Regions from separate parts of the Homo sapiens genome. Here region 1 is linked to region 2. A link is an interaction called in ENCODE POLR2A ChIA-PET data of the cell type or tissue named here. Cell type or tissue: Panc1. All regions are shown on one strand. Each heading gives the region's core, and the rest is flanking DNA. Links, peaks and the distances in the headings are about the cores only.

Region 1 (5,387 bases), core at 82-5,081, 110 kb after region 2:
GTTTTTAGTATATTCACATATAGGTACAGCCATCATCACAGTCAATTTGGGAATATTTTCATCACCTCAGAAAGAAAGATTGATAAATTAGGCAGGTATGGTGGTGCATGCCTGTAGTCCTAGCTACTTGGGAGGCTGAGATGGGAGCACTGCTTGAGCTGATCTTGAGCTCCTGGGCTGAAGTGATCCTCTCACCATTGACTCCCAGAATGCTGGGATTACAGATATGAATCACTGTGCCTGGCCAAGCATAAGGTTTTCAAGGTTCACCCCTGTTGTAGCATGTAGCAGTGTTTCACTCATTTTTTATGGCCGAATAATATTCACTTTTACAGATATGCCATGTGTTATTCATCCATTTGTCAGTTGGTGTACATTTGGGTTGTTTCTACTTTTTGTATATTATGAATAATGCAATTTGCCAGAGGAAATTGACAAGATATTTGATTAAAAAAATTTTTTTACAAAAGATAAAAAAGATTATTGTTTAGTACAGTACTTTTTTTTTTTTTTCTAGAGATGAGGTGTCACTATGTTGCCCAGACTGCAGGGCAGTGACTATTCACAGGCATGATGACAGCAAACTAGGCCTTGGAACTCCTGCCCTCAAGCAATCCTCCCTCCTCAGCCTCTCTGGTAGCGGAGACTATAAGTGTGTGCTACCATGCCCAACTCTTCACTGATTAATTTTGAAGAAATTAGAATATTTAAAAAATCTACTTAGGCCAGGCATGGTGGCTCATGCCTGTAATCCCAACATTTTAGGAGGCTGAGGTGGGAGGATTGCTTGAGCCCAGGAGTTCAATACCAGCCTGGGCAACATAGTGAAACACTGTCTCTACAAAAAAAGTCAAAAAATTAGCTGGGCATGGTGGTGCTTGCCTGTGGTCCCAGCTACTCAGGAGGCTGAAACAAGAGGATCGCTTGAGCCTGGGGAATCGAGGCTGCACTCCAGCCTGGTGTTCGAGCCACTGTACTCCAGCCTGGGTGACAGAGTAAGACACTATCTCCGAAAACAAACAAAAAATCTACTTAGCATGAAAACACTTCAATACATAGAGTACAGATACGCCTGGAGAGGGAGTTCTCCATGGAAAAATATGCTCCAACCTCCAGGATCTGGGACCAGCACAGGCCAATTACAACAAAATACTGACTCCTGAGGTCTGATAAACATGAGTACCTTTTCCCTGAAATAAGCAGAAAACAATAGACATCCTGGTAAGGACCAGGGAAAACCAGCCTCTGAAGCTGCCAGGTGCCTCTGTCTATTGAAGACAGAGGAGAAAGGATTTAATATTTGGTGAGAGCCATTATATTGATTTTATTTGATTTTGTCTCTCTATTGTGACTAGTGGTGGCCATTGAAATAAATCACAGCTGGCTGGTGAATGGTCCAAATGAAAAGAAAACTAGGATATCAGTCTGAATGAAAAAGTACCTCTACGACTTAAGAGTGAGGGCAAGCCTGGAGGATCCTTTAATACTTCAGAATTGGACAGAATGAGTGGGAACTGAGGAAGGATGGTCCCCAGGACACCCATGAGTATAATTCCTGGTTCCCTGCCATTATAGAAGTGGGAAAGAAAAAAGATGTTATGAGAAAGAAACATATAACAAACAACCCATGTAGTTTTTTTTTTTAACTCTTTTGTGGGTAATGTAGACTAACTGTAATGAAAAAGCATAGGCAAAAATAAATGCTATAAAAAGAAATGTTGTTCGTCTAATTACTGATTTATCACCTAATTTTATCGTGAAGCTGCTCTATGATAGCACATATAGGAAGAAGACATGGTCCTTTGTTTTCAAGGAGCTCAGACTAAAAGAAAGCAGGCAAGTCAACATATATAAATCACACTGTGAATAGTGAAACATGGAAATATGAACAAAGTGAATCCCAGAGGAAGGAACTTCTAATTTGGGCACTAATGGGACTAAAGTCTAGAATATTTGAACTGATTTTTGATGGATTAGGATGAGGTCACCATGTGAACAAAGAAAGGAAGTTTATTCTAGCAGAGGGAGTAACATAGCAGAAGACCCAGGACTATTAAAGAGCATAGTTTGGGTCAGGTGCAGCAGCACATGCCTGTAATCCAGCACTTAGGGAGGCTGAGGCAGGTGGATCACTTGAGTCCAGGAGTTTGGGACCAGCATGGCCAACATGGCAAAACCCCGTCTCTATAAAAAATATAAAAGTAGCAGGGTGCTGTGCCTTGCGCTTGTGGTTCCAGCTATTCTTGAGCTGGGGAGGTCAAGGCTGCAATGAGCCAAGATCACTCCACTGCACTCCAGCCTGGGTGACAGAGTGGACTCTGTCTAAAAATTAAAAAAACAAGAAACAAACAAACAAAAAGAAAGAGCACGTTTTGTTTAGGGAATGTGACTGGACTAGTGGGCTGGAGAGTGAAGTGCAGAGCAGGGGAGTGCAGGAGACAGCAGCCCAGGAGAGGAGGGCTCCAACCTCAAGCTACCGCCCAGGAATGTTGTCTTTGTCCTGTGGAATTTGAGGTGTTTAAGAAATGGCCCAGTGAGGTGGCTCTTGCCTGTAATCCCAGCATTTTAGGAGGCTGAGGTGGGTGGGTGGATCACTTGAGTCCACGAGTTCGAGACCAGCCTGGCCAACAAGGTGAAACCCTGTCTCTACTAAAAATGAAAAAAAAAAAAAAAAAATTAGCTGGGTGTGGTCATGGGTGCCTGTGATCCCAGCTACTTGGGAGGCTGAAGTGGGAGGATCTCTTGAACCCGGGAGGCGGAAGTCGTAGTGAGCTGAGATTGCGCCACTGCACTCCAGCTTCTCAAAGAAAAAAAAAAAAGAGAGGCCGGGCGCGGTGGCTCATGCCTGTAATCCCAGCACTTTGGGAGGCCGAGGTGGGCGGATCACAAGGTCAGGAGGTCGAGACCATCCTGGCTAACACGGTGAAACCCCGTCTCTACTGAAAATACAAAAAATTAGCTGGGCGTGGTGGCGAGCGCCTGTAGTCCCAGCTACTCGGGAGGCTGAGGCAGGAGAATGGCGTGAACCCGGGAGGCGGAGCTTGCAGTGAGCTGAGATCGTGCCACTGCACTCCAGCCTGGGCAACAGAGCAAGACTCCATCTCAAAAAAAAAAAATCAAAAAAAAAAAAAAGAGAGAGAGAGAAGTAATATGATCAGATTTAACTATGTAACTAAGTGCTGCAGGAAGGAAGAATCTTTGAAGGGAAAAAAACAGAACTGAGGCTCAGAGACCAACAGGAGAAAAGGCAAGAAATGATGCGTTAGGGCACTGGCAATGGCAAGGGAAAAGAAGAAAGCTCTGAGACACATTTCAAGGTATAATAAAAAAGATTTAGGGATCAGCTGAATGTAAATCAAATGCAAACTGAAAGCTATATGGTTGGACCTACCTAAAAGTCCTCAACTGTAAGACAAGTTTACAACAGGTTGAGAAGGCAAGGCAACCACACACACACACACACACACACACACACACACACACGCACACACACAGAGCCCAGCAAACAAACAATAGCCTAGGCAGTAAATGACAAGTCATTTTGTACATGATAGACTTTTTTTTTTTTTAACAGTCTCACTCTGTCACCCATGCTGGAGTGCAGTGGTGTGATCTTGGCTCTCTGCAACCTCAGCCGCCTGGGGTTCAGGCGATTCTTGTGCCTCAGACTACAGGTGCCTGCCACTATACCTAACTAATTTTTGTATGTTTAGTAGAGACGGGGTTTCACCATGTTGGCCAGGCTGGTATCGAATTCCTGACCTCAGGTGATCTGCCCACCTTGGCCTCCCAAAGTGCTGGGATTACAGTCGTAAGCCACTGCACCCAGCCTCATGATAGACACTTAATGCTTGATGAATGAATAAATGGGTAATACAGTTGACAAATGCTATAAGAGTCCAGAGTAACACAATGGTACACCATGAAGTGCAGTGTGTATGAGAACAGGCTTTAGAATCAGGCCTTTTTTCAAATCCGGCACAACTACTTAGCAGCAGGAGGAACTTGAGGTTACTCAACCTCACTAAGCTTCATTTTCCTCATTTGTAAAGTGGGCATAATAATCACCTCTTCAAAATGTAGATGTGAAGTATAATAATATAATGTTATATAAAATAAAATAAAATATAATAAAAAATATTTAAAAAGATGTGAAAATAATAAAAGTATTTTATGAATAGGGCCTAGCACGTATTGATCAACAAATGATATGTATTACATTTATGATGGCTTGGTGATGGTCCAGGAAGACTTCTCTAAGAAGGTGGAATCTTATAGAACCTAAACAGGATTCTGTAGGAAGGGTACTATTCTTGTTGGCAATGAAAACACAAGACATTCATTATAGTCGTGAGGATTGTTATGAGCAAAATTGAAAGTAAAACAAGGCAGATTCATAAACTGATTTCTCTGTGCTTCTTTTCTGTACTTCCATAACATTCTGTACTTATAGGGTTTTTAAGGTCTAATTCCTTCACTCCTCCTTGAAAGCAAGAAATGTGTCATTCATGGCTGGGACTGTATTCAGTACCTGACATTATCCCTCATACACAGTATGCATTTAAACATGATGCTGAATGAATAGAGGAATAAACAGATCTCCATGGAGCTCAGGTTCGGCTGCAGGATTAATCAGAGATGGACACTTAGTGTGACATTGTCACTGATATATGTTATCAGCAGGATGTATTTTTTTTCTCCTATGAAGTAGTTCTTATTTGAGTCACAACTGGAGGATGGTTTTAGATCCTTGGCAACATAGGGCAGCAGCTTGATTCCTTTCTGGCCTAGAACCTTAAATAATAAAGTATTTTCAAAAGGAAATTAAAATGCATTGGAAAGATATAACTTTATAACTTCTATAACTCATTATTAATAGATTCCAGAACAGATCTCTGAACAATTCTTCACAGTAGCACAAGAACCTGTTATAAGCAAATGCAATCAACCCTCCAACACTTTCTGGAAATAACTTTAGTTTGTATGAGAATTATTGTTTTAAAATTACTTTTTGCTCTCTATAGCTTCACTATTTATCTTGAACATTCTGGATGAAAATTGTAGCCTTACTTTTCACACAGCTAAAAATTTAAGTTATCTAGAATATACTTTAAAAAGCATTATGGATGCCGGGCACTGTGGCTCATGCCTGTAATCCCAGCACTTTGGGAGGCCAAGGAGGGTGGATCATTTGAGGTCAGGAGTTAGAGACCAGCCTGACCAACATGGTGAAACCCCGTCTCTACTAAAATACAAAAAAATTAGCCAGGCATGGTCGTGGGCACCTGTAATCTCAGCTACTTGGGAGACTGAGGCAGGAGAATCACTTGAACCCAGGAGGCGGAGGTTGCAGTGAGCTGAGATCACGCCACTGCACCCCAGCCTGG
Region 2 (5,387 bases), core at 279-5,278:
GACCTGAGGAACCTGGCTCAGTGGGAGAGCAACTGTGCGTCAGTCTTGGGCAGGACATCTCTGGAGTGGAAGTACTGTCTGGAGAAAGACCAGCTCCTCGGAGTTGGGCAGTAGGTAAGAACAGGATCCAAAGTGAAGGCTAAAAGTTTGATCCTGCCTCTATTTTCAAGTACCAAACCAGGGTAGTCAGTAAGATAGTGAAAGCAAGTCATCTATAAAAGGTACAAGGAAAGGGACCAGGAGTTCTATCCTCAGCCCTTGGCTCTCCACCTAAAGAACAATTACCTGGAAAGCCCTCAAGCTTGAAGGTCATCAGAATGTGCTCTAATTGTTTGCCTCAGATTGGAGGTTACTGCACAAAGAAATTAAGACCTCACATTTATTTATTTATTTTTTTTTCCTGGTAGAGCAGTCACAAAGAACTTAACGTCTGTTTTTAAAATTTAAGAATTTTAAATCTAAAAAGGTTAGTATTTTAAATGTTCCTTTTTACATTGTTTAAGCTAATACTACTATTTAAATAATATTTATGTTCTCTAGTTTAACTGTTTAATTAAAATCTTAATTGTTTTTGGCTTTCGTTTCACTATTTTGTATGCCCTTTTGCTTAGTTAACAGCATTTTAATCAATTTTCCTTTATCTATAGTTTTATTGAAAAATACATGCTCATTTCAAAAGTAGAAGATTTGAAAATCACAACTTAGTAGTCATTTAATTTTTTAACATTTGAAATATTTCTTTTCAGTTTTTTTGGAGAAATTTTTCTTTTCTTTTTTTTTTAGCATTATTGTACTGTAATCTTATTTAATTGAACTTCTGGATCTTGTGGTAAATAATGCCTCAGGGAGAGGGTTTTCCAGACGAATTATTTGCGCCCAACTACACAATTTCGTCCGGGGAGAATAACTCATGAGGGAACTGTTTGCTTTTAAGTGTAATCCAGATGCCAACACGACACACATTTCTGCAGACTCATCCATGGACACGGTTCAATCAATGCGGTTTGCTAAGATGAGGATTCTAAGAACTCGGGAGGGCCCTATACTTGCTGGCAGTCCTCTGGAAGTCTGAAGGTGTTTAGTAACATAAATCCTATTCTTAAGTTCATTTTGATTTGTCTTTCAGTCAATTAAAACTTTGTTCATTTGTTTTAGTTCTCCAAGAAGGCTATGTGCACAGCATATTTTGAACCCTGGCATACATGAATGTCTGTAACCTTCGAGAATGAAACAAAATGCAGCCAGTACAACACTCTCTAGTCACAACCTTTTCCCCTGAAAACTTTGGCTCACAAGTTCTGGCACTGGTGCTGTAGAAAAGTCTGTCATCCATAGCTACCATCTCCCTCACAGTTTTCATCTCCTTTTTTTTTTTTCCTCTGCATTCTGAGAAAATTTCTCAAATCTGTTTTCCACATCATTGCTTCAGTACACCTCAGGGTGAATCCTGCTTTTAACACTGTCTTCAGTTTATATCTTCACTGCTATTTCATGTCCAGTTTACCTGTAGCTTTCCATGCTTATTGTTCCCTTTTCATCTCAGCCTATTTGCTCCTTATACTTTTTGTGTATGTATGTTTGTTTTTGTTTTTTTGAGATGGAGTCTCACTCTGTTGCCCAGGCTGGGGTGCAGTGGCACGATCTCGGCTCACTGCAACCTCTGCCTCCTGGGTTCAAGTGATTCTGCTGCCTCAGCCTTCCGAGTAGCTGGGACTATAGGCGCCCACCACCACGCCTGGGTAATTTTTGTATTTTTAGTAGAGACGGGATTTCACCATATTGGCCAGGCTGGTCTCGAACTCCTGACCTTGTTACTGCCTGCCTTGGCCTCCCAAAGTGCTAGGATTACAGGCATGAGCCACCTCACTCAGCCTGTTCCTTATACTTTTATACTTCAGTTCCACAGAGGCTATATCTTCCTGAATCAACTAAGGATGCTAGAAAAGTTTCAAAATTTCTTACATTTCTATAATAAATAATTTTCAGAGAGTTGCTCTTCCTCTAAATCTTCATAATGATGTTCCCTTTGTTCTGAAAGTTTTATAAGTCCCATATTGCTATGTGATCTCTCATTTGAGGATGAGGAAAACATCTAGACCTGGTATTTGACAACAAACAGGTATATGAACCACCACTGGCCCCATTCTGTCAACATATGTACTAGTGGAATCGTCTGCTCTAATCTACAGCTGCATAGTTGATGAGCATAACTTCTAATCTAATTCCCAGTGTCTTAACAGGCTTCCATCTGGGGCAGGTCTGCTAAACTCAAATCCAACCATCAGGCTTAGTGTTACACAGAAATGATGGAATATTTCGAAACAAAACAAAACAAAACAAAAACGAAACTACAATCTCCAGCATATTACTTGAGACTCTTTTCGTTATTAGTCCATGGAAAGTCTATCTCTAATTGGCTTCAACTGAAACAGAATTTAGGGACTCAAATAACATACCTCTCCATTTATTTAAATCTTTTTAAATTTCTCTCAGCAGTATTTTATACTTTTCAGTGTAGAGGTGTGCATGTTTGTTAAATTTATTCTTAAGTATTTTTGATGCTATTAAAAGATAATTGGTTTTTAAATCTTATTTAAGTAAAAACAGTTAATTTTTTATTGCCCTTGTATCTCAAGACTTTGTTAAATTTACTTATTGTTTATAGTAGTTTTAAAATTGATTCCTCAGGATATTCTACTATATAAATAATCTGAGAATAGGGAGCTTTTACTTCTTCCTTTTTAATCTTTTTTTTTTTTACTTCTCCTTGCCTTATTGCATTGGCAAGGACATTCAGAAAAATGTTGAGTAGAAATTTTGAGAATGGTATCCTTGCCTGTGTAGCACCCAATTCTGTCGCTGTTCAGGGCGCCACTATATAACCCGCACGGATCAAGGGGAACTGAAAAAAGAGGGAGTGAATGCGGGAATAGAAGACAAAGACAAAACAGTATATTTGGAAGAAGGAGTCAGGGGGCACCTTGCCTCTAGTGGACAAGGGCCCTGAGCTCTACACAGCCCTCCGTATTTCTAGGCAAAAGAGATAGTGAGAAGGTGGGTGGAAGAAGGGGTCAGCTGCTCGGTCCGGAGTAGGCTTTCAAGACTGCATTCTTCGAACAACAGGCTCTAGATGTCGCAGTAGATAACGTCGGTGTCAGGGAGTGATTGAGTCCAGCAAATCTTCTGTCGGCAGGAGCACTTGTGAGTTTGCTCATATCCTGCATTCATGATAAACAGTTTGCTGTTTGATCATATAGCTTCCAGTGGAATGCTGAGTTGGTCATGTCCCATGGGCCTTCGGCTCCCTGCACTTGCCTTGTTCCAGATATTAAAGGCATAGTCCTCAGGGGCTTATTACTAAGAATGATGTTAGCTGAAGTCATGTTGTAGATGCCCTTTATCAGATTGATGAAACTATCTTCTAATTCCAGTTTGCTGGATTTTATTTAAGCCCCATGCTGATTTTGGTCAAATGCTTTTTCTGTGTCTATTGAGATGGCCACATTTCTTCTCCTTATCATTAATGTGGTGGATTACATTTATTTATTTTCAAATACAAAACCAATTTTATATTCCTGGGATAAAACCCACTTGGTCATGTTGTATTAATCCTTTTATTTATAGCTGGATTCAATTTGTTAATATTTTGTTAAACAGCTTTATGTATGTTCATAAGAGATTTTTAACTTTTCATAATGTCTTTACTAGATTTTAGTATCTGAATTATACTAGCCTCACAAAATTAGTTGAGAAGTTATTTCTTCTTCATTTTCTGAAGCTGTTTGTTAGATTTTACAGTGTCTTTCACAAATGTTTGAGAATTCACTTTTGATACTCTCTGGGCCTGAAGTTTTCTTTGTAGGAATGTTTTCTATCACAAAGTGAATTTCCTTGACACATAAAAGACTATTCAGTTTTTTGGGGTTTTTTTGTTTTTTTGCTTTTGTTTTTGAGACAGTCTCGCGCTGCAACCCAGGATGGAGTGCAGGGGTACGATCTCGGCTCACTGCAACCTCCACCTCCCAGATTGAAGCAATTCTCCTGCCTCAGCCTCCCGAGTAGCTGGGATTACAGGCATGCACCACCATACCTGGCTTATTTTTGTATTTTTAGTAGAGATGGGGGGTTTCACCATGTTGGCCAGGCTGGTCTTGAACTTCGGACCTTGTGATCCACCCTCCTCAGCCTCCCAAAGTGTTGGGATTACAGGTGTGAGCCACCGTGCCAGGCCAAGACTATTCAGTTTTTAAATTTAATTTTGTGTCAGTTTTGGAAAGCTGCATTTTTCCAGGAATTTGTTTCATCGAAGGCATCAAATTTATTGGTGTAAAGTTGTTTTTAGAATTCGATTATCTTTTTGAAGTTTACAGATACATAATCATGCTCCTCCTTCATTATCAGTATTGGTATATAATAAGCTTTTTCTAGGCATTTTCAATTTTTTTGATCTTTTGAAAAAATCCATTTTGGTTTTGTTTATTGTCTCTGTTGTCTATTTTCTAATTAATTGATATCTGCTATTGTCTTTACTTTCTTCTTTCTTGGGTTTAATTTGCTTATTTTTTTCCACCTTCTGGTAACTTAAATATTACATTTTAACACTTCTTCCTTTCTAATATGAACAATTAAAGCTATAAATTTCTCTGTAAGCAGTGCTTTAACTGCATCCCAAAAATGCTAACACATTTTTTATTATCATTCAGTTCAAAATATTTTCAGAAATACACTATCTAATTTCCAAATCTTTGGGGGTTTTCCAAATATCTTTTTGTTACTGACTTGTATTTTAATTCAACTGTAATCAGAAAACATACTCTGTTAGATCTCAATCTTCTAAAACTTATTAAGACTTGTTTCATGGCCCTGGATATGGTCTATCTTGGTAAAAGTTCCATGGTACCTAAAAAGACTGTTTATTCTGTATTTTTTGGGTATTGGGTTCTATAAATATTAACTGGGGCAAGCTGGTTAACAGGGCTATTAAGATCTTCTATATCTGTACAGACTTTTGGCTTAGTTGTTCTACTAATTGCTCTAAAAGGGATATGAAAATCTCCAAGTATGACTGTGGACTTGAATCCTTTCTTCCATCTGTCAGTTTTATGGTTTATGTATTTTGAAGCTAATTAGGCATACATACATTTGGGATTATGTCTTTCTGATATATTGAGTTTTTAAAATTATAAAATGTCCCTGTTTATCTCTGGTAGTACTCCTTGAAGTCCATCTTTTCCATTATTAAATTATCTATTCTAACTCTCGAATTATTTGTTTGCACAGTATATCCTCTCCCATCCTTTTACTTTGAAGCTTTGTATCTTTTGTTAAGTGCATGCCTTGCAGACAGCTTAAAGTTGGGCAATGCTTTTATCCAACTTGACAATCTC

The links. ChIA-PET counts read pairs that join two places held together with the same protein. Peaks named below come from ENCODE experiments on the same cell type or tissue, not always from the same donor. Only the 100,000 strongest peaks of a DNase experiment are listed, where the experiment ranks them.
Region 1: POLR2A ChIA-PET joins it to region 2 with 10 read pairs; 3 of 35 experiments call an interaction of 5 or more read pairs at or near these places.

The regions. Positions count from the first base shown.
Region 1 is chr1:93,034,410-93,039,796 of GRCh38, forward strand. No RefSeq gene overlaps it. Among named protein-coding and RNA genes, the nearest start is that of MTF2, 42 kb to the right of the region's middle. In Panc1, for the core only: no CTCF peak of the experiment used is centred there; no DNase peak of the experiment used is centred there.
Region 2 is chr1:92,921,563-92,926,949 of GRCh38, forward strand. All of the region lies in intron 1 of DIPK1A (divergent protein kinase domain 1A), which reads right to left. Among named protein-coding and RNA genes, the nearest start is that of DIPK1A, 37 kb to the right of the region's middle. In Panc1, for the core only: no CTCF peak of the experiment used is centred there; a DNase peak (open chromatin) is centred at 2,268; H3K4me3 peaks cover 293 bases.